2 separate regions of the Homo sapiens genome follow, and region 1 is linked to region 2. Evidence: chromatin loops called from intact Hi-C (ENCODE). Cell type or tissue: HCT116. All regions are shown on one strand. Each heading gives the region's core, and the rest is flanking DNA. Links, peaks and the distances in the headings are about the cores only.

The links. Peaks named below come from ENCODE experiments on the same cell type or tissue, not always from the same donor. Only the 100,000 strongest peaks of a DNase experiment are listed, where the experiment ranks them.
Region 1: it touches region 2 in a loop (15-fold over the local background); 4 of 110 quality-filtered maps call a loop at or near these places.

The regions. Positions count from the first base shown.
Region 1 is chr3:157,158,187-157,170,437 of GRCh38, reverse strand. It overlaps CCNL1 (cyclin L1), which reads left to right and starts at 10,291. Exons shown (of 11, transcript NM_020307.4): 1 at 10,291-10,646; 2 at 10,959-11,033; 3 at 11,463-11,572. The coding sequence starts at 10,344. It also overlaps the pseudogene KRT18P34. RefSeq lists enhancers at 9,430-9,489, 9,510-9,559, 9,647-10,376, 11,010-11,079 and a silencer at 10,660-10,869. In HCT116, for the core only: a CTCF peak has its summit at 7,616 (motif pointing left); DNase peaks (open chromatin) are centred at 9,697 and 10,217; H3K4me3 peaks cover 1,947 bases; H3K27ac peaks cover 1,976 bases.
Region 2 is chr3:157,488,664-157,500,914 of GRCh38, reverse strand. VEPH1 (ventricular zone expressed PH domain containing 1) reads left to right here. Exons shown (of 14, transcript NM_001167912.2): 2 at 5,409-5,703. The coding sequence starts at 5,566. Among named protein-coding and RNA genes, the nearest start is that of VEPH1, 8.6 kb to the left of the region's middle. RefSeq lists enhancers at 779-1,342, 1,343-1,907. In HCT116, for the core only: a CTCF peak has its summit at 7,066 (motif pointing right); a DNase peak (open chromatin) is centred at 7,114.

The sequences.
Region 1 (12,251 bases), core at 2,931-10,930, 330 kb after region 2:
TCAAAAAGTGGCCTGTGGCCCAAGGACTGGCACCTGACTCTGAACTTATTACCCATCTTCAACGAGGTAAGTGAAGAATTGAGAGTAAACGTTTAGAAACTTTTATGGCATGTTGACAGAATAATTTGATGTCTGTTGAATCTAATGATAAACAATGCAGGCTTGTATTTTCAATGTCTTTAAAAATTTCAGCTGGATGAGGTGACTCAGGCCTGTAATCTCATCAATTTGGGAGGCTCAGGAGTTTGAGACTAGTCTGGGCAACACAGTGAGACCCCATCTCTACAAAATAAATTAAAAATTACCCAGGCATAGTGGTGCAAACCCTGTAGTCCCAGCTACTTGGGAAGCTAAGGTGGGAGGATCACTTGAGCCCGGGAGGTCAAGGCTGCTGTGAGCCATGATCATGCCATGGCACTCCAGCCTGGGTGACAAAGCAAGACCCTGTCTCAAAAAAAGAAAAAACTAAAAATCATTTTACTAATATCTTTATTGGATTTTTACAGAAGTATCATTCCACACTAGTTTCCCAAATGTGTTTCTTCACTATAGATTGAGAAGCATTGCAACAGAGAACTTCAGAAAGTAAAATATGAAAGCCTCCATCCCACCTACCTGTGTTCCCCAATTTTCACCAAAATGATTTTGTTACCTTCCCCAAAGGCAGCAGCATCATATCTAGCCTTCCAAATATATACATATTGCTTCCTTTTTTCTTTTTTTTGTTAAATTTTGAAATGAGGTCTCACAATATTGTCCAGGCTGGCCTAAACCTGTGACCTCAAAAGATCCTTCAGCCTCAGCCTCCCAGGTAGTTAAGATTATAGGCACATACCACCATGCCTGGCCAGATATATACATATCTCTATATGATATATACATAATGTTATACAAAAGGTATCATACTATACATGTTGTGTTGGAACTTCCTTTGGTTCACTTAATAATATATCTCAGAGATCCAACCTTTTATTTTATTTTTTTTTTTAGAAACTTTTAAAGAAACATTCCCAATGCCTAGAATAGAACCTGGTACTTAGTTGTCAATTAATAAGTAAGAATTTAAAGATGAATGAATGAAGACAAACTGTTCACAGCTGGCAGATCAAAAATCCCTGGCCAGAACAACAGGCATTAACCATTGACCAACACCACATAGGGAATCTGCATTTCCAAGGACTGGAAAATACATGAATTAATCTATAATCATTTTATGTGCTAACAATTTTTTGTGGTAGGTGTTATCATTTTATTGGTGAGTAAACTGAGCTTAAATAATTGCCTAAATAAGCAAATTAATTTACCTCAAGTCATGTAGCTTTGGATGGTATTTTTTTTCCCAGTGGAGGAATAAATACGCATTTCTTCTCTTCACCTGCAATTTTCACTGGTTGTCCCACGCAGAATCAGAGTCAGGAAAACTGTACGTAGAGAAGCTTTTATCATTTTATATGTTCCTGTCTTACAAAGCTCCCTCTGGCTTAAGGCTGGTGGCCCACATCTGATAACATTAAAAAACATAATTAATATGGCTTATCTGATTTTCCAGTGCTATTGAGATAAAGATATTACTGAAGTTTACCTTTACTTGAAGAATCTCTAAGGTCACTGTATATTTTCTAGGGCTGCTGTAACAAGTTACAGGAAGCTTGATGGCTTAAAACAACACACATTTATTTTCTTATAGTTCTGGAGGTCAGATGTCCTAAGTCAGGTTCACTGGTCTGAAATCAAGGTGTCAGCAAAGCCAGATTCCCTTGATGGGTCCTGTTTAGTTATCATGCTGACAAGTATGATTTAGTCTTGAATTGCTGACTAAAACCAAGACTAGTTCGTTCTGACATTAAATACCATAAAGAATGAATCTGTCTAAAGACTGACTTGATTAGATTATTTGCAATCAGCTAATATTTATTATCTACTATTTGCAAGTACCTCTTTGGACCTTAGTTTTCTTGTGTGTAAAAAAGAGAGACTGAACTGCATAATATTAACTTTAGCTCTAAAAGCAAATTTGTGGGTTTGTTGACTTTATAGTTGTTTATGAAATTGCCTTTGGCCATACATCTCCGTCACATATACCCAATTTCCAGACCTATCTCCAAAACTGTCCCAGAGCCTGCGTGTATACCAGACACCAAAACCCTTCACCATACTGCTTTCTGTGAGTTTCTACCCACTCCCCAGCCCCCACAATATACACAATCTCTTTGGTTATGGCAATTCCAACAGGCCTCTTGTTCTGCAGCCCGTGCCTGTATGGAGCAGAAGTTATGGACTATTTAAGTAGCCCACTGTAAGAAAACAAAGAACAAATGTGGAAACACAGCTGATCTGCTACAAAGTGCTGCAAAGAGAACAGGATAAATGGGGGCCCTGGACCCTCTATTAGGGAGAGAGGGCTGTATTGGTAGGACAGACACGTGAGGATAGAATTAGCTCCTGAATGGAAAAGAAAAGGCAAAACCAGGTTGTCTTTGAAAGGCACTAGGAAACAAGTGGGCAAATTCAGTCCACGGGTGCTGATTATGTGCTTAACATACACACAGTGTCTACCAGGTGCTGTAGAGGATGCAAAATAAATGTAAAATGGTCTTATTTTTGTCCAGACATACACCCATGATAAGATCAGTAATAACGTTTAATAGTAAGGAAACATGTCAAAATACATACCAGAGGTCATAAATGCTAGGAGAGGCTCTGAGAAAGGAGAAAATTAGCATAAGTTAGATTAGGTGGGGGAAGGCTTTCGGCAAAACGTAGAACATCCCAAGTCTCAAAAAAGTTGCTAGGATTTGATTAACAAGGAGGAGTAGTAAGAATTTGCAGGGTTGAGAAATAGAAGGAGGGAAAGTAAATAACATGTTTGTTAGTGAGCAGACAGGTCCAGTTGGTCTTGGTTCAGGCAGAAACACAGTGGGGAATAAGGTGAGGTGGTAATGTCACAAGGAAACAGAAGACAAGGTAAATTTAGATTGTGGAAAGCCTCAACTGCCAAAAGATATTTAATCTCTATCCTTTACACTTGATCTTAGTCAAAAGGCCAAGAAGTCACAATCTCTATTTTTTATCTCCAAAGTTTTTATTCAAAAAAGTGAGGTAGGGAAATTGGTATTTCAAAAAGATTGAGAGATTTCCCAGGACAAATAAGGATGGGAGAAAATAGAGACAAGGAGACCATTTGGGAGGCTACTATAATGGTCCAACCATGATGTAACAGCAGATGTGTAGCTGTGAGAATAGACAGAACAGGGAGATTCAAAAACAATTTCCTTCCTAGAAGGAAGGACCAACAGAACTTGGTGATTAACACAAAAAGAAGAAATAAGAACCAAAAATGAGTCTGAAGTTCGAGATATGTTTATGACCAGAGACAAATAATTTTAGACCTGCAAGGGTCAGACTCCCTCACTTTAAAGATGAGAAAACTATGTTTGCCCAAAGTCTCAGGACTAATTCTCAACAGAGTCAGCAGCAGAATTTCCAGGCCAGGGCTATCAGGAGATGTACCAGGCAGCGTATGCCTAAGTGTTCATTACAAATCATTTACAGAGTGACTGTATTTCTAATGAAGAGAACAACCAGTTCAGAGTGTGTGTACTCATATAACAGAGAGGTCATGTTTTATAACAGTCATTTAACTACATGAACAGCTCATGCATAAAGTCAGGTGCTCCTCCCTGCCATCAATAGAAATGTGATTAGCAACTTCTTAAGGTTATACCCTCTCCATAATGGCAACAAGCATGACGACTTATCCCTTCTCTGCCTGCTTTTTACACTTGCTGGTCACCTTAACATTTGTCTTTCTGTGTATTGAGTGTAGCTCCTTCTAGCTGGGGACTTAATTTGCCTAAGTTTTGGTGGCAAGGTATTAAATTCCTGTGGTCTACTGGTGATTGCTGAAGAAATTAATGGAATGATGCCAATTGTGATTTTAAGATTAAAGAACCTGAAATTTAAATAATGAAAACCATGCTCCCCAGAGAGGATACAGAGTCTAGTAAAATGAGAACTAATTTAAACATCAGGTGTATCATTCTTCAGTAGCCTCAGGTAGGCCACTGATAATTCCACTTGTCTCTTCAGTTGTCACTGGAAGCCTGCCTGTGTTGAAACAGTAATATGTAATGATATGTTTACTTATCATTGGATTTCCTTTTAGACATGGGTGAACTCAGGGTCTACTATTCAGACCTCTGCTGTGTGTGTACAATTACAGACTTACTATTACATTTTTTCTTAGAGTGACAAGGAATTCAATCATTTACTTTCCAGTAGTCTCATCTTACTTACCTGGATTCATTTCTAATAATGCATTTATAGTAGGTTGGTGCAATAGTAATTGCGTTGCTATTAAAATGGCAAAACCGTAATTACTATTGCACCAACATATACAATTGAAACATGGGCTTGGTTGCCGGGTGCAGTGGCTGATGCACTTTGGGAGGCCAAGGCAGGTGGATCATAAGGTCAGGAGTTCAAGACCAGTCTGGCCAGCATGGGGAAACCCCATCTCTACTAAATATACAAAAATTAGCCAGACACGGTGGCGTGTGCCTGTAGTCCCAGCTACTGGGGAGGCTGAGGCAGGAGAATTGCTTGGACCCGGGAGGCGGAGGTTGCAGTGAGCTGAGATTGTGCCACTGCATTCCAGCCTGGGCGACAGAGCAAGACTCCATCTCAAAAAAAAAAAAAAAAAAAAAAAAAAAAAAGGCGGGGGTGGCTTGGCCAGGTGCAGTGTCTCACAACTTGTAATCCCAGCACTTTGGGACGTGGAAGCAGCAGGATCATTTGAGCCCAGGAGTTCAAGACCAGCCTGGGCAATGTAGTGAAATTCTGTCTGTACAAAAAATAAATGTTTAAAAATTAGCTGGGCTTGGTGGCATGTGCCTGTAGTCCCAGCTATTGGGGAGGCTGAGGTGGGAGAGTCACTTGAGCCTAGGAGGTCAAAGCTGTAGTGAGCTTTGATCATGTCACTGCACTCTAGCCTGGGCAACAGAGTGAGGTCCTGTCTCAGTAAATAAATAAATAAAATAAAAACAAAAAAACATGAGCTTCACTCTTCCAAACTTTGAATCCTTTATAATTGTGACTAGGTCTTACCCTTTCCACTTTTGTTTTCTTTTTCTTTCCTTTTCTTTTTTTTTTTTTTTAAAGGGGGGATGGTCTTACTTTGTTGCCCAGACTGGGCTCAAACTTCTGGGCTCAAGCGATCCTCCCACCCTGTCCTCCTAAAGTGCTGGGATTACAGGTGTGAGCCACTGCGCCCAGCGGTCTTTCCCAATCTGCATTTTAATGTTGATGTTTTGTAAGTAGGTACATTTGGAAAAGCAACCTTCCTCAAAGTAACAGAAACAAGGTTAACACAGACAAGCCCTGTGGATTACTCCTATAATCCCAACACTTTGGGAGGCCTAGGTGGACGGGTCTCTTGAGCCCAGAAGTTCCAGAGCAACTAGGGCTGCATAGTGAGACCCCTGTCTCTACAAAACAATACAAAAATTAGTGGTGGTGCACATCTGTAGTGCCAGCTACTTGGGAGGCTGAGGTGGGAGGATCACCTGAGCCCAGAGAGGTCGAGGCAACAGTGAGCTGTGATCATGCCACTGCATTCCAGCCTGAGTAACAGAGTGAAACCCTGTCTCAAAAAAAGGTGTGTGTGTGTTGGGGGTGGGGGTGGGGCGGCGGGGGGAGGAAAAGAGAAAGAAAAGAATTTCCAAAGTATGATTTTTCTGGAATTTGACCCTGAAAGAATAGGACAGAGTTATCATTTTTTAAAATTATTTTTTCCTTCCATCCACAGATATAGACTCATTTTTTTTAAAACCTCCATCCTTACAAAACCTTGGGGAGTAGAGCCACTAGCCCCAATGCCTTCCATCCTCTGGATTATCCATGATTTTTTTTTTTTTGTCACCTCCAATTAGGGTATGTCATAGATTTTTAAAAAATGAAACTAAAGTTTAAAATAACATGACAGTTTGAAGAGTTAATGCTAAGTAAATACCTATATAAAATATTGACCCACCCCCTCCACCTTTGTTGAAGCTGGAGGGAGGAACAGTAAAAACAATCATGTGTTGTCAATAAAATGAAAGGTTCTGTCAGAAATGAGTGGGAAATGGGCACAAAATTATGGAACTGCCCTGGATGGCTCTGCTCTCCTGGAAATGACTGCCAGATACAGGAAGCAGAGAGTAGAGGTCCACTGGGAACAGATCTCAGAAGTAGAGAGGAGCACTGCTAGAGAGAAAGGGACCTTCCTCCCACCCTCATCCCCCAGACTTCTCCCTCCTATGCTTGTGAACCTTTACTGGATTAACCATGAATGTAGTGGGTAAAAATATAAAGTATATCAAGACATCACCAAGCCAGCTTATTGCAGAGGCATGGTGGAAGACTCTAAAGAGGAGAAAATCTTCTATTAACATATGTCTTAAAAATAAGTTAAATTGGTCGGCAAAGCCTGAGTTCTGTCCTCTCACCCTCCTCCCTGGACAGCATGAGCTTCACCACTCACTCCGCCTTCTACACCAACTACCGGTCCCTGGGCTCTGTCCAGGCACCCAGCTACGACTCCTGGCTGGTGAGCAGCATGGCCAGCGTCTGTGCAGGCGCCGGGAGCTCTGGCTGCCGAATCTCCATGTCCCGCTCCACCAGCTTCTGGGGCAGCATGAGGTCCGGGGGCCTGACTGCGGGGATGGCCGGGGTTCTGGCAGGAATGGGAGGCATCCAGACCGAGGAGACCATGCAAAACCTGACAACCACCTGGTCTCCTACCTGGACAGAGTGAGGAGCCTGGAGACCGAGAACCGGAGGCTAGAGAGCAAAATCCGGGAGCACCTGGAGAAGCAGGGACCCCAGGTCAGAGACTGGAGCCATTATTTCAAGACCATTGAGGACCTGAGGGCTCAGATCTTCACAAATATTGTGGACAATGCGTTCTGCAGACTGACAATGCCCATCTTGCTGCTGATGACTTTAGAGTCAAGTATGAGACAGAGCTGGCCACGTGCCAGCCTCTGAAGAACAACATCCATGGGAACAAAATCCATGACACTAATGTCACTCGGCTGCAGCTGGAGATAGATTGAGGCTCTCAAGGAGGAGCTGCTCTTCATGAAGAAGAACCACGAAGAGGAAGTAAAAGGCCTACAAGCCCAGACTGCCAGCTCTGGGTTGACTGTGGAGGTAGATGTCCCCAAATCTCAGGACCTCACCAAGATAATGGCAGACATCCGGGCCCAATATGATGAGCTGGCATGAAGAACCAATAGGTGCTGGACAAGTACTGGTCTTAACAGATTGAGGAGAGCAACACAGGGGTCACCACGCAGTCCGTCGAGGTTGGAGCTGCTATAACGCTCACGGAGCTGAGACATACAGTCCAGTCCTTGGAGATCAACCTGGACTCCATGAGAAATCTGAAGGCCAGCTTGGAGAACAGCCTGAGGGAGGTGGAGGCCTGCCACGCCCTGCAGATGGAGCAGCTCAACGGGATCCTGCTGCACCTGGAGTCAGAGCTGGCACAGGCCTGGGCAGAGGGACAGTGCCAGGCCCAGGAGTACGAGGCCCTGCTGAACATCAGGGTCAAGCTAGAGGCTGAGATCGCCACCTACCGCCGCCTGCTGGAAGATGGCAAGGACTTCAATCTTGGTGATGCCCTGGACAGCAGCAACTCCATGCAAACCATCCAAAAGACCACTATCTGCTGGATAGTGGATGGCAAAGTGGTATCTGAGACCAACGACACCCAAGTTCTGAGACATTAAGCCATCAGAAGCAGGGTACCCTTTGGGGAGCAGGAGGCCAATAAAAAGTTCAGAAGTCAAAAAAAAAGTTAAATTATATTACTCTCAAGTCATTACAAATATAGGTGATGATTTCATTGAAGTCCAGTGTTTTAATGAAGTACATAATCAATGAGGGTTTTTACTTTTTATTTGGAAATAAGACATGGAAGTTGCAAAGATAGACTACTCCTATGTATTCCTCCAACTTTCCCCAATGATAATATCTCACACAACCATAGATTATCAAAACCAGAAAACTGACCAGGCACAGTGGTGTGCCACTTATAGTCCCAGCTACTCAGGTGGCTGAGGTGGGAAGATCCCTTGAGTTCAGGAGTTCAAGGCCAGCCTGGGCAACACAGTGAGACCCTGGCTCTATAAACAAAAATGGAAGAAAACCAGAAAACTGGTGTCATCAATTGTGTTTAAGGAAACCGAGGCTCCTTTAAAAGTTTGTTATAAAATTATAGATATCTCATAAATATTGAGGTGGAAAGATTCCCTGGAAGCAGCCTAGTCAGAAAGTGAAGACAGTGACATCCAGATAGGTTAATACTTCTGCCAGCACCATAATTACACTCTCTTGGCTGTACATTCCAATCACTCGAAGACAGGCAAAACTGAACCACTGGCTGGGCCCACCTTAAATCAGTGACATCAACCTCTGCAGGCAAGGCTCAAGTATCAGTACATTTTAAAACAACTTTGCCCACTGAAGGTTCACTTAATCAACTGATAAGGCCGGGTGCGGTGGCTCATGCCTGTAATTCCAGCGCTTTGGATGCCTGTAATCCCAGCATTTTGGGAGGCCGAGGCGGGCGGATCACCTGAGGTCAGGAGTTCAAGACCAGCCTAGCCAACATGGCAAAACCCCGTCTCTACAAAAATACAAAAATTAGCTGGACGTGGTGGTGTGTGCCTGTAATCCCAGCTACTGGGGAGGCTGAGGTGGGAGAATCGCTTGAACCCCGGAGGCGGAGGCTGCAGTGAGCCGAGATCGCGCCACTGCACTTCAGCTTGGGCGACAGAGTGAGACTCTATCTAAAAAAAAAGAAAAAAAAAATCAACTGATAACAGGCGATTAACAGGAGAAAAGGGATACATAACACCGGGGTAAAAGCAGGAGGATGATTACCCAGTAGCTTAATGGAGTACAGAAGATTTTATATCTTTTTTTCATAGGGGAAAGGGTAGATGAGAAATGTAGACATTTATTTTGAGGAGCAGCAAATGATTATTAGGAACAATGAATGGACAGAAATTAGTAAATAATTTTCTTTTGAGTAATCTTGTGAAAAAGTCCCTCCAGGAATGGCTGCATTTCTGAGTCTTTTTGAAATAGGATACGAGATTTCAGCGAGGGGAGGAATGCGATTGATTCTTCTACAAAGAGGCTTCTCTAGTCAGGAAAGGAAATTTCAGAGAGTACCTCCCTGCACTTGGGAAAAGTGGGAGCAACAAGTCAAGGTTGGGGGACCTGCATTATGAGGCAGCTTCTAAAGCCTCTGTCTTTGGGGTATCGCTTTCTGAGCGTCAAGAGTAAAACGTGATGCATTCCTTTCCTTCCAACCTAGATTCTAGTAGTTTAGATCAGTATCATTGTTTTTACTTCAAGGTTCAGGAAACGCTGGAAATTGCTAGCTAATATCACAGGAAAAAAAACAAAAAACACGAGGTTGACCTCACCCTACCCGCGGTAGGTAACCATGTATGAATAGAGACTCCCAGGCATAATCAAATTACCTCTGTCAAGTCCTCGCCCTAAGACTATTTTTGGAAACTAGGGATTTTCCAGATTACTGAAAGCCGTGGCGGTGTCAAAGGCCGGGCAGGAGTTTCGCAAGCGGAGCTATGAAAGCAGCCACTCTCGCGGTCATTCCTATGCCTCCGCCCTACTTCCCCATACTGGCAAAAACACGCTCCCCGGGGAGCTTTCATTTGGGAACCGATAGGGTCCACAGCCCTGTGTTCTTCAAATACTGTAAAGCAGCCCTCTCCAGATTCCTTGAGGGTCACTTTATATTACACATTCGTCCACACAGGACAACAAAGTCACCACTTCCACCCGCCAAAGCGCGCTCAGGTCGGCCGCCACTTCCCTTGGTACACGCGGAACGCAAGCCGCGCCGAGGCTAAAGGAAGAGGCCGGAATGCAGGGCGAAGGGGCGCAGAGATGCTAGCCAATGCTGCCACCTCTATTTTGGGTATAAGGGATCTTGTAAAGCTCCGTTATTCGTGTGGCTATCACAAACAAGGTGGTTTCGACCGGCCTTGGCTAGAGAAGGCCTCCTCAGCCTCTGAGGATCCCAAGGTCTGTCGCAGCACCCAACACTCCCCTCGCAGGCCCAGATGCCGAGGGCGGAGGCGCGGCCTGGAGGGACTAGTTGGCGCGCGGCTGCCCGGCGTGGTGACGTCAGGGCGGAAGCGCACGCGGCGTGAAGCGGCCCAGAACCCGGCGGTCACGGGAATATCCGTCGCGCCGAGAACGCTGGTTAGTCTTGTTTCGGGTTCCGGCTGCGTTGGGCTTGCGTGCGGCTCGCTAAGACTATGGCGTCCGGGCCTCATTCGACAGCTACTGCTGCCGCAGCCGCCTCATCGGCCGCCCCAAGCGCGGGCGGCTCCAGCTCCGGGACGACGACCACGACGACGACCACGACGGGAGGGATCCTGATCGGCGATCGCCTGTACTCGGAAGTTTCACTTACCATCGACCACTCTCTGATTCCGGAGGAGAGGCTCTCGCCCACCCCATCCATGCAGGATGGGCTCGACCTGCCCAGTGAGACGGACTTACGCATCCTGGGCTGCGAGCTCATCCAGGCCGCCGGCATTCTCCTCCGGCTGCCGCAGGTCAGTGCTCCGGCCCCGGGCCGGCCGGGCGCTCCTCTCCTCTCCTCCGTCCCCTACGCCGCATCTCAGTATCACCGTGCCCCGGGAGGGTGGGGACGGTTCCTTCAGGCTTTCCCGTTCGGGGCCCAGCCGCGGCCGGGGCGTGCCGGGGCGGGGGGCTGCGGAGGCGGAGGGAGGACTTGGCAGCGGGCTGTTCGCAGCGGCGGCGGCGGCGGGAGGGGAAAGGGAAGCGATCGGCGGCACAAAATGGCGGCGGCGCCTGGAGCGGGCCCGCCTGACCCCTGCGCTTCCGTTCTCCTCTCTTGTCTGCAGGTGGCGATGGCAACGGGGCAGGTGTTGTTTCATCGTTTTTTCTACTCCAAATCTTTCGTCAAACACAGTTTCGAGGTAAGCACAGCGGAGGCGGGTAAAAGGGATTTCTTCATCCGGAAATGGGCAGAGTAGGGGTAGTGTCAGCAGCCAGCTTTTCCAGAAAGGGAGTGGTTTAGTTTAGGCCTTTGTACCTACTTCTCACTCGCCAGGAAGTGGAAACCTTTAGAATGTGGTTCAAAATCGATCACGAGCCTAAGTGCCCTCTTAACGAAAAGTACAGTTTTCAACCAAATGCAGAACTCCTGTAAGATTGAGTTTGACTCTGGAACCAAAATTAAGATGAGTTAAACAACAAAAAGTATAGTACTAGCATAGCTGGTAGACTTACGGCATAGAGATGTCTTCTCTAATTTTACTAAAGGTTGTCCCAATTGTGTTCTAAATTTTATTCTTCAAAGTGAGTTTAATCTAACAATGGCTTTTGTGGCTCATGGGTTCTTTCAGATTGTTGCTATGGCTTGTATTAATCTTGCATCAAAAATCGAAGAAGCACCTAGAAGAATAAGAGATGTGATTAATGTATTCCACCACCTCCGCCAGTTAAGAGGAAAAAGGTAAGATTGGCATTATTGAACATAGTATCTCTTGCTACTGCTGTACCGTGCACCAGTCATCAAATCAAAACATCTTTCCTTTCAAGTGAATACGGATGCAAAAGAAAACGGACTTTAATTTAGGTGTTAAAGTTCATATAGGAACACTGATACTTAAAATAATTTGAAAAAAGAAACATAATTAACCGGTTATCTAAAGTTTGTAGAGGCAGTTGCATTTATGGACAATCCTAACAGTGCTGTGAAGCCAGGCCTGTGGCTTAAGATTAAACAAGAAAGGGAGTACATTTGGCTCAAGTGTGAGTGTATTCTGTAAGTTATTTTTCCTCTCCCCTCTCTGGAAGACTGAAGGCTGGAAGTTTAAACACTGTAGTTTAAGTTAATATTGTGGCAAAGTTCTGTGTAGATTATGTTTTTCTACTCGAAGTCCCAGTTAATTCTTTATCAATTGAGGTTGGCTTTTGTTAGAGTACTTCTCAACATTGAACTACGATAAATCGAATAATACCGGATCTGAAAGGACTGCAGGATGATAAAGTTTGAAGTTTGAAGTCAAAGGGATTAAACAGGTATTTTGTTTTGGTTAGATACAGTCTCAGTGAGTGGGTTAGAAAATTAACAAGTAAGATTGATTGGGTTGCATTTAGATAGGGCCATTTATTTGATGTTGTAAGAAAAT
Region 2 (12,251 bases), core at 2,352-10,351:
AAAGGAGGAATTCCAGGCTCAGGGAGTCTAATTAACCTGCCCACATTTACACTGCAGGTAATGGCATAGCTGAGCTTGGAATCCAGTTGAGTCTAGATTCCCATACTCTTATCACTCTGCTCTTCTTACTGGAGTTCCATAGAGTGTCCAATTCAGGACTCTACACCCTTTAAAAAAATAAAACTGGATAAAAATCTAGGGATTAAAAATCAGTAATAATGAATAGAGGATTAAAAGGGAAGGCTAAAGCAATATCATCTATTCCATTAAAAGACGAAACTTCATTAGTATATTGTAAATTAGAAAAACTACTAATGAAAAAATACAGCTACTCATGAATGACTGGATTCTTGATTTTTATAAAGGAATTCTTCAAGGGGATAGTTCTCCAAATGTGGATGGCATAAAAATATGATTGATCACCAACTGTCTAGGCAGATTTACGAGGTCGTTCTCCTGGAACATATGACCTGGTTTAACTGTGGCCACCCTGACCACACCCTTTGAGTAGACACACCCTAGTGAGCACAAAGATGAGATTATCTGCAGGATAGCTGCCTGTACACATTGCCAGAAGTGAGATGATTTGATATAGCTATAGATCTACCACAGGAACAGACGACTTAGGGGTCGAGAAGAATGCAGTCTTAAAAACCTTGCTTTTTAAAGTGCACTGTTAACTGTTTAAAGAATAAAGGAAGGTTCCAGTGCCCTTTTCTCCATCGGAGTGTCAGTAGATTAAGCAGGATAAACCTTTTGCCTGAGTGTTGCTGCAATATTTAAAAGTACAAATCCAATATTTCTGGTCCACGTGGATTTCTATGAATAGCTTCCCAGCAAATAACGAAAAAAAGAGAGTACGTATGTTGTGAAGTTTGTTCTGTTTATTAGCAACTTCCCGCATACTTCAACTTTCAACAATTTTACTCTAGAGGCAGAGTAAAGGGATACTTTCTTTAGGAGGTGACTCTTACTGGACGAACACTCAGTGTTTCCAAAACGTTTGTGAGATCTCAGGGAGAGGGAAGTGTTAATGAAGCTGCAGTTCTCTTCTCCTCCCCTGGAGCTCTGAGAGGTGGCTCCCTACAGCCATTCCGTTCACCTGCTTGAGTTCTGTTGAAAATTGTTTCCTGCGTGGCTCGCCCCCGCCCCCCATTCTTCCCTGGGAAAGTATAGATTTTCACGAACACAGGGAGTTCTGTTTTCTCTGTTAAAAACAACTCTCCTTTACTGGAGCAGGCTTTGTGTTTCACCTCAGGAAACAGAGCGTTGCACTGGGAGGTAACTCCGCTGGGTGAGGTGCAGCCTGTCACCTGACCGGTCTCTGGGGCTGCCGGTGGCATCAGGCTGCATTCCTTGAATTCTTCCACCCGGCACCGGCTCCGCAATGAACAACTTCAGGTTCACTGAGCTGAGCGGATTCCACTCGCTGTGCCCTCGGAGCCTGCCTGAATCTCCCGCCCAGTCTCAAACCATGCAGCTGAGTAACTGCAAGGGCGCCTTTGAGGAGTAGCACGCAGGTAAAGTCGAGTTTGCGCGGGACAGCTGTGACTCCCTGAAATGTGCCACGTTTTGCGCCATCATTTCTGTTTTTGTGGTTTCTGTTTCTCCCTACAGAAAGCTGATTCGCCAGCAAATACCTGCCAAAAAAAAAAAAAAAAACTAAATAATGAGAAGGTGGGCCTCAGATTAGAACCCCTTAAAGATTAGGGAAGGAAATTATGAAGGAAGCAAATTAAAGGCTGTAAGAATTTTATAAGCCAGCTTTTAAAAATCATACAAAAAATATGAGATTTTGGAGTCTGGCCTACCTGAATGTGAATATTGGCTCTGTGTGTAACCTTGGGCATGATACTTAACCTCACTGGTCCTGTTTCCTCTTAGGTGGTAATATCTACCTGCAGAGTTGATGGGAGAACTAAAAGAAGAAAGCATCTAGTGTCTAGCAAAAAGGTTGATGTGTAGAAAGTATTTTGAGTATGTGCACATATGTGCATGTGTGTATATGGTATGCTTGTGTGTACATGATACATGTATATGTACACGTGCACACAGGCCACAGGACTATGACATTCATAAGGGTAGGGAGTTTCTCAGAACATGAGGTAGAATTTGATCTGGCTTTGACCTTCCCTGCTATTGCAAAAAGAACAGCAGGAGAAGCCAGACACCTGAGCAAAATATTAATGAGAGCTGCTGAAAAATAAATAATGTGCCTTGCCAGTCCTTATTTAGGAAGGGATGTGCAGCATGTGGAGGTACTCATTGGATGAGAGCTGATGGGAAGGGAGACAGCTCAATAATAATTATCTCACACAGTCATGAATACAACTATCCTGGGAGACCAGCTGCCTTCAATCCTGACTTGGCAACTTACTCTTCAAGTGCCTCTGCTGGTGGTTACTTTCCTCTCTAAACATCAGTTTTTGATTGCATGGAATTGTCATAAGAATTAAGTGGCTAAGTATGTGAGAAGCACTGAGATAAGTACCTGACACATGGCAAACACCCACCAAATGTCAGTTGTGCCATTATTTTATAAAGGGCTCGTTTACACTTTATCACCTGTGACCCTCAAAACACCCTGATGAAATAGACGAGGTGTGTATTAGCCCCATTTTGCAAATAAGAAAACCAAGTCTCAAGAAAGGAAAACAACATGAACTAAAGGTCCTATAATCGCTGAATAGCTGAGCTGGGACATGACCCTTGGTTCCTAGATGAGCAGATGACTTAGTATGAACTCAGCACAAGTGCACTGAATAAAACCTGTAAAAATCTTAGCTATCCTAAAGGTGCTTCTCAAATACCATTTCCTCCATAAAGCTATTCATTATCATCTTCCCCTGGAAGTGACTTCTCTCTCCCTTGTACTTCCCCAAACTTCTTTTTGTAGTATCCAGGAGATTTTTCTCTTGGTCACTCCCATATTGTAGAAGGTGTTTTGAAGATCACAGTTGAAAACGTGCAAAAGAGCCCTTTGAAAAATAATGTGTAAGTCTCACCTCTCCCCACTCCACCCCTATGTTTGTGAAAGCTTTCCTGTATGGCTGTGTGTTAAACAACTTGATGTTTCTGTTTAGGGCCCAAAGCAATGTTTTGCATGTGATGGGCCCTCAAGAGTAAGAGCTGAAGTTGGCAGCATGAATGTGGGACTCCACACCAGGTGTCATGTAAATGTGGAGTGTGCAGAAAGAGCCCAGGAAAAGCCTGGGGGTGCTCCTCTGTACCAGCACGTATTACTGCTCCTTCTTGGAGCTCCTGAGCATCTATGACTGGGGCAGTTGAATGTACTTCATGGAGTGCCACATGTCCAACAAGCTGACAGGTCAGGTGAAGTCATTTCCATCCAATTTTCCTGAATATTATTTTACTGAGACTCTTGTCACTGTAAATATCTGAGCCTGGGAGGAAAATGTGTTAAGAGAAAAATGTAGGAAAACACTGTGCTGATTTTCCTTAGAGATATTGTGATTCACCCTCCCACATTTCCCAGGGTGCGAACTACTTTGCAGTACCTCACTGTGCTCCACCTCCCTCTGAAAGCTTACCACTCTCCTTTGCTCTTCCTCCAAGCGTCTTCTCCTGTGACTGTCTTGCTCTCTGGTTGCTCTAAATCTCAGGGCATAGAATGGGCAAGGATCCAGGAGCAGTGTAGAAGGGGAGAGGAATTCATTTTCTTGCTTGATAACCCTGCTCACACCTTCATCATTAATATTAATAATGCTCTGAGGACCTTTACTCCTAACAGTAGCCTCACATTTTACATGGAGTCAATATTTCATAATGGTTATGAACTTGGAGTCTAGCACTACTGGAGTCTCTGGGTTCAAATTCCAGCTCTCCAGTTTTGTAGCTGCATGGCTTTAGCAGTTATTTAACTACCTCAGGTTGCTCACCTACAAAGTGGGGATGACATATTTTCATATAGTTATGAGGATTAGATGAATTAATATTTACAAAGTGTTTATGCCTGGTACATAGATAAAGGCATGTAAGTGTTAGGCTTCATTTTTCAAAAGCTGGTAGATAGTACAAAAATTGCATATAGAGAGTATTTTCCTTAAAATCCCTATGACTCATGAATTGTACCACTTACAATACTACAGATAGCTTATTTAGTTGAGTGTGTAATGAAAGCTTTGGCTTGTATTTTGAGGCCATGGTGTTTGAAGAGTATGTGTCTTTAAACTTGCACTCAACACAAAGAGGTGCTCTCACAACAATAGCTCAGAGGAGAGGTCTGAGACTACCCAAGGAAACAATAGATTCTCCTCTCCCTTTTCACACTCTTTCTGGCAAACCATTCAGAGTAAAATGCTAGGTAGAAATGCCTATTACTTGTATTAAATAACTCACTCTTGGCTCTCACTAAGCATGTGGCTACATTTGTAAGCTACCCACATGTATGAGGTGATTCCACTCTACTGTAAACTGTGAGGGAAGTGCACTGGACTGAAATCAGTAGACTATCCTTGCCACAGCTATTATGGGGCCTTGGGGCAGTCATTAAACCTCACTGGACATTAAATGATTACTAAGGTCTCTGCCAGTGCAAATGGTCTGTGATTTTATTAGGCCCAGAAGGGAGCTGATGAGAATAATCAGATGTCTAATTTGTGCCATTGCCCTCCTCTCTGTAGACTGTTAATTGGGTGAGAAATATAGTGGGACTTTATTACTTCAACTGGAATAGAGGGAGAGTTGCCTGATCCCAAAGCCCTCCTCTTTAGCCCACATGGCAAGGCTATCATGTTCATTTCAGTGTTAAAGTTCATCTTCATGTTCAGTAGAGATTTATCTAACGCCATTCTCCTAAGCAGCATCTTTATTTTATTGCTACTTGATTATAGAGTACGTAGGAGTAGGGTAAGTACTGAGGTCACCTTTTTGACTGACAGAGCAGGGAACTTCTACTGCTAGCGTAGCAAGGCAGCCCAACCAAGAGGTAAGCACTGGTTTCTGTGTCCAGGTTCTGGAAGAAAGGGTTCAAGGAAGTGGGTCTAGGAGATGTTTCCTATGCTCCCTCTTTTCCTTTTGTTCTCCCTTTCTGTTTGATTCCCATGAGAATCTTTTTGAGGAAAATCTGGCAAGTGTTAGGCATGATTGTTGTTTTTCCTTGTGACATGGAGAGAAGAGAAGGATGTAGAAAGGAGAAAAGCGTAGGGCTCATGTTGACTTTTAAAGTTCAAATTAAATTCTGGAGAAACCTAGTAATTTTTGACAAGACTTTTTGAGACAAAAACAAGGAAAGAGTTCATTTAAAGATCATTAAGCCAGGATCTATTAGTCTAGGCACATGTTTCCAAGTTTCTTTTTTCTCTCTCTCTCCGCTGGACACTGAGTTCACATTCTGAGCTTATGCCATTCTGCCAGTGGCTACATTGTGTCATTTGTTTCCCTTGCAGAGAGTGTCAATGAAGACCTCAAAGTCTGGAGAAAAATGACCTTTCATGGAATAAGAAGTATACCTCCTTCTACATGTTTTTGTCTTACTGACCTCTGATAACTGGAACACATGACTCTGGGTCTGTAGAAAGTCAACTGATCAAACTCATCCTCACCATGCATCAACTGTTCAGACTGGTTTTGGGACAAAAAGATCTTTCACGAGCTGGGGACCTCTTCTCCTTAGATGACTCTGAGATTGAAGACAGCCTTACAGAAGCTTTGGAGCAAATTAAGATAATTAGCTCATCTTCAGTAAGTAAACTGGTTTATAGACTACATCTCTGAAATGGCCTGTCCTAGAGCTAGAGATTTGTTTATATCCTGGCAGAAAGATCTTTGCAGGGGAAAGAGGAAATACCACTAATATTGGTCTCTCTTAATCTGCTCTGTGGTTTTGTTGGCATCTAAGAAATATCAGTAGGGAAGTCATGGCTTAGTAGGGGGCAGTTAGATCATCTTTTGCCCACTCACAAAGACCAGAATTCTGAAAATTGCAGAGCAGCATGGAATTCTCACAAAAATATTATTTAGGGGCTATTTTTATGTCCTTGAAATGACACTGAGAGGAGAGGGAGCCAATCCAGGGAAAAGCAGACCTGCAGAGCAGCATAACAGCATCAGTAAACAAGAGCAGGGTGTGTGTGGGAGGCTGAATAATGAAAGAAGGCAGGATGACACCTCCTGCCACGCAGGTAATATGAGACAAGGACAACGATCGCTTTGCTGCCAGAAGTGACAGTTGCCCAGGACTTAATAAGGCTGATTCTGTTTACTTCTGTATTGTCTCTATTTTTATCTTTCCCTTGCTTCTTTTTCTACCCACCTGCATCCCTACTCCCTGGACCTGCCATTTAATTCCACCCACCCATTATTAGTCCCCAGTGTGATCAGACAGATGTAAAACCTCCCATCAATACTTGCATTCCTTCGCTTCTCTTCAATGTCAAGATTATATATTCTGAAAGCACTTCCCAAAGGGGATGGATGTGGAGTGCCCAGTGTGGTTTCATGTTGACCTTCTTGATTGTACTTGGACCCTCCATGAGACTGGTCCCACTTCAAAGGCCTAGGGCCACCAGGCATCCACCCACATCCTCCCAGCTCAGCAGTGTTAGCCAACACTTGGCACAGACACTCATTGGAAAGATGAAAGTGGTGGGACTCAAGCCATACAATACTGAATTGGCAAATGTGTGCATATTTCAGAAACAACAGCGCTCTTCTGTGTTACAAAGAAGATATATTTAAAAGGTATACTGGCAACCCGTGCAGCCTCCTCTTCAAGCCTATTTTCTCTTGCTGGCTGCCATTAACATGCTGAACTCCCCCCAGTGACCAATGAAGTCACTGCTCAAAAAACTCTTCTTTTCTCAGGTAATGTCTTTGATGGCAATTACTCATCCACATCTTTTCCAGAACATTAATCAACTTAGGTTGACGCAAAGCACAACATGTTCCTGGTACATTTTCATTTTCTGGGTAAGATTTTTGTCCTGTTTTCAGAAACCCCTTCTTTCACACTCCTCTGCAAATCAGTTGGCTGAAAATTACACTGGTTTTCATCTTCTTACTAGGAAAACAAAACAAAACAGTAATCAAAGATCACATAAGTTCCCTAAAGCCTACTTCCACTAGAGGTCACTAGTGGCCAGTTATTTATTTTGTTTGCATCATTAATTGCTTTGTTTCACAGACATCAAATTCAGAATTTTAGGACTGGTGACTCAGTTCTATTATATAACTCCACTGGTTAGCCATTAAGGCTGGCAGGTCCCTTGTCATTAGGATCATCGTCCATTCATTAAGCTGTCCAAATAGCATCTCACTCTACCAGGAGTTCTGGAGAGCCAGGAGTTCGTGTGTCTTCTTCATCTACTAACTTTTACCACATCTTACTTCTTCCATTTCTCTATCTGTAACCCTCTCATGGAACAGAAGAAGAATGGTAGCTTGTAATTTACATATATCAAGTTTGAGGTTACCAATGCCAGCAGCTCCTTATCTTCCTTTTCTGATTAGCACATGGAACCACCATGCCTGCTCTATGGCTTACATCCCTGTTAGCTGCGTCCCATCCTTCCCTCAGATCCAGCCCCAGCTATTCCTCTCTAGGCCTCTCCTAATGACCTTGGATCTCAGTAATCAATTCCACTTCTCAATTTCTCTTCAGAAACGTAGAACAGGAAGGGATCGTCTAAATTGCCCCTTCCAACTTCCAGCACAGAAGATTGCTGAAAAATAGGTGGCTTCTCCTGCACTTGCAATGATGCGAATATGGTGGGTTTCTAATATTTTTACCTGCTTCTCAATTTTCCTTTGGTAAATTGTCCCTTTCCATTGCATAAAACCTTGATGGCATCTCCATCAAGGTTCCCTACTCATGAGTGCCCACTACCCTTCCCTATCAGTGGTGGGGGAGAGAAGAGGTGAACACCTGGCCCAAGCTTGAAAATCAGAAGTTTTTCCCCAGTAGTTTTAAGAAAGATATCAGCAGGGGGTGATTTATCATGAGGACGGTGCCCCAAAGAAACAGTACTTTACTTCCTCCCTCTCTATCATTGTAGCTGCCTTGATCACTGCTCCTTTTAAGGCCTGGTACTTCACTTTCTCCTTCAAATAAGTGGGCCACCTCTAATCTTCTTCTTATAGCTATTATTATTATTGTTTGCTGTACTTATTCAGACTTTTTCTGTTGCTTATGATCAAAGAACCCTGACAAAGAGAGAGCATTTTCATTGTTGGGAGTTCAAATTGTTAACATGTTCCTCTGCTTAGCCAGATGAAATCTTACTTTGTACTTTCTACCTGTTGTCTCTGTTCTGTTCTCTGCCCCCAACAATCAAAAGAGTCTACCCTCTGTTTCTACAAGAAAAACTTTAAACCTTTTGAAGATAAGCACCAGGCTTCACCTCTGGCTTGTCTCATCCCAGCTAAACATCTTAGTGACCTTGGGTTTTTCCATGACAAAGAAGGAGCCTGTGTCTGGGAAAGGTTACAGCACCTCATGTTGTAGCCATCAACTGTCAGATCTGGAAAACTCAATTTTGTTGGTACCTGAGAAATGCTATCCAAATCATGCTATCCAAATACAAGACTTGGAAATATAAATTAGATTAAAACACGATGTACTGATTTACAATGAAAATTATAACTCGTACGGATCAGAATTCTTGTGTGTTTCATGCTGTTCTCAAGTCTGTTTACTCAGTCTTTCTTTGGATAAGAAATACTTTTATTGATTAGGTTTCTTCCTCCTCCATGACAATCACATTCCAGCCCTTCCTCCCTGAGATTACATCTAACTCACCTGCAAAGTCACCCATCAAAAGATAATGTCTTGGTTTAGGCCTGTACTGGCTAATCCCACTCATATGAGTGGACTTTATTGGTTTAATCCTCAAAGGACAATCTTGTTTCTGCATTGTTAGAGAAGGCTTCATTGAAGCTCCCAGGTATGGCCTACACTCTTATCATTCTGCTTACCCTCCTTTGGAATAGTCCTAATTTATTATTGTAATTTATCATTGCCCAATACTCAGACCAATTGCTTAGAACAACTACTAATACTAGTCAAATATTCTATGTTTTTAAAAAATCAGTTGTCCACATTTATCTTGTGATGTGCTAAGGCATTCAGGTTGAATCAAGACTTGTAATTAGATAAGTTTAAATTTTTTAAAGTGTATTCTGCCACATTTTCAACATTGCAAAAAAAATTATTGTCTTTAAGCCCTCATTCCAGAATATGTCTTTTAAACATCATGATTCTGTCAAATATATTACTTAGCACTTTCAGCTTTGTGGAATCCAAAAATGTGGCAAACAAGCCTCCAATCCTTCCCCCAAAGCCACTCACAAAAATAATTAAACTTTACTAGATTTTACTGTCCAGTCCATGTCCTCTTTTTCTACCAGTTACTACAAAATACTACTATGAAATGTTTTGCCCTTATGTTTCACTTTGAAAATGTGACTACTCAACTCAGTATCCTCTCCAAGTTCCCAAACATACCTTTAAGTTTTGTCTTTTCATTTCAAGTCCTTTCTAGACCAGTTTTACCTGATAATCACTTGTACTAACTTGGCTTTCCTCCCAGGCTACTCCAAGAGAGATTGTCTCATCCACTCATCCACTTCTCCCACCTTTCCATTGGTGCTCACCTCATGCCCAACCGATCCACCCGCCTTCCAGTTCTCTTTATTTTTCTTTTAACAATGAAACACACCAGGCACACAGAATCACCCACTTTAACATGTTAGGTACAATTGAAAATCCCTGCATGTCTCTTTTTAATCCAATTCTCCTCCCTCATGCCTCCCAAGGTAACCAATATCCTCCTTGTGGTATTTAGCTATGCATGGTTGCTTTTTGTTTTTGTTTTTGCTACACATCCATGGTTCCAAAGTGAATTACAGCATAGTATTTTGTATTTTTAAACTTTATATAAATGTTGTCATAGGGCTCAAATTACGTTTTTGAGATTTGTCTATATTGGTACAGGTAGTTTCAACTCATTTATTTTTGCTGAGGCAGAGTATTCCCTTATGTGAATGTGCTACAATGTATCCATTCTTTTTTTGGTTTATATTTATTATTTAAACAGTGCTACAGTAAACATTGTTGTAATTGGCAATTTTGGCCAATTATTTCTAAAGTTCTAAATACTTGTAATTGCCAAGTATTTCTAAAGTACACAATTAAAAGTGAAACAACAGGTTTTAGGGTTTTGTGTATTTGCAACTTTGTGATATACCAACAAATTGCTTTCCAACAGGGATGTGCCAGTTTACACACCCAACATCAGTGTATGAAAGTTCCAGTTGCTTTATATCCTCACCAGTGCTTGCTTTTATCAGATTTTAAAAGTTTTTTTTAATCTAAGTGAAGCAGCATGTAATTGTTTAAATATACACTCCTCTCATTATTACCAAGGTTGACCATTTTTTCATATGCTTATTTGCTGTATGCCATTTGTTTTCCTCTGAAGGAAGTGCCTACCACTTTACTTCCAGTGAAGTATCTGTTTATGTTTTTTTTTTCTTTTTTCTTTTGTAGTCTTAAAATCTTATTTTTATTAACTTGGACTATTTTGTATATTCTTGTATTAGTCCTTTGTCACCTATGCAGGTTGCATATCTCACTCTGATACACAGTTTATCTCTTACCTTGTAATAAGTCTTGATATCTGATAGGACAGTATTCCCACCCTTCTTTAACACTGCTTTGTTTTTTTCTGTTCTTTAATAATTTTATATTAAGCTTCTCCTGTTTTCTGAATAATTCTATCAGTATCTTAACTGGGTGTTATTATAACTATAGATTAATTTGAAGAAAATTAACATCATTATGTACTACTGTCTTTATATCTATAGACATTACATTTCTATCCCTTTATTTATATGTTTTTAAATGTTGCTCAAAGAGGTTTTATGATATTTTTCCTAAGAATGTTAATATTATACATCTTTTGTTAAATGTATAAGTGTTTTATATTTTTTTCTGAGAATATAATAATATTCTTTTTTAAAATTATATTTTCCAATTCTATTTTCAGTTGGTTATAACATAAATGATTCTTGTATGGTGATCTTATGTTCAGCAAACTCACTCAACTCTCTTACTAATCCTAATAATTTGTCTATATACATTTTCCAGTTTATTCAACAAATATTTATTAGTTGTCTACTATGTTTCAGACACTGTACTGGATGCTAGGATAGAAGGGTAATCAAAAAAGACAAAAAAAAAAAGCCCTCTGACATCATCCATTTAATTGGGTAAGACAGAAAATAAACAAATAAATAAGGAAGATATGTAGTGTATTAGAAGATTATAAGTAAGTGCTATGTAGAAAATTAACGCAGAGGGCAGTGACAGGATATCGGAGGCTTGAAATTTCAAATAGGGTGCACAAGGTAGTCCATACTGAGACAAAAGCTGACATTTAAGCAAAACTTGAAGGAGATGAGAGAGCAATACTTTTGGGTACCTGGAGGAAATCATTTCAGGCAGAGGAACTATTAAGTACAAAGGTCCTAAGGCTGTAGACTGGAGTTTCTGAGGTCAGTGTGGCTGTACTGGAGAAAATCATTTCAGGCAGAAGGACCATTAAGTACAAAAGTCCTGAGGTTGTAGGCTGGAGTTTCTGAGGTCGGTGTGGCTGTAGTGAAGGGAACAATGTGGAAAGGGAGATGAGGTTAGGAGAGAAGTGGAGGCTGGATTGTTGGAGTCTTGGGCAGCCACTGGAGAGTTCTGAGCAGAAGTAACATGGTCTAATTTTTCTATTCCTGTTTTGGGAACAGTCTGTGGAAAGGCAAGAGTGAAATCAGAAAGGCCAGTTGAGTGGCTACTGAAATAATTCAGATAAGAAGAAGCAGAGGTTCTGACCATCATGGAGCAGTGGTGGTGGTAAGTGTTCAGATGATCCTGGATGTATTTTGAAGATAGGACCAACAGGATTTGCTGAAGTATGTGCATGTGATGAAGAGGGGGAGGTGGGGGGAAGGGGGAGAGAGAAAGAGAGAGAGAGAGAGAGAGAGAGAGAGAGAGAGAACGAACTTAAGATTTTTGGCCTGAAAAACTAGGATGATAAAATTGTCAATAATTAAGATGAAGACGACCAAGGAAGGAAGGAATTTGGAAAGGGAGGGTGAGGGGAAGGGAGTGTAGGAAGAATCACGAGTTCCACTTTACATGTGTAAAGTCTGAGCTGTCAGAATTCTGAGTGGAGATGTGCAAGTATTGTATGTATGAGTCTGGAGCAGGAGAGAAGTCTGGGCTGGCCATTATAATTTTGGAA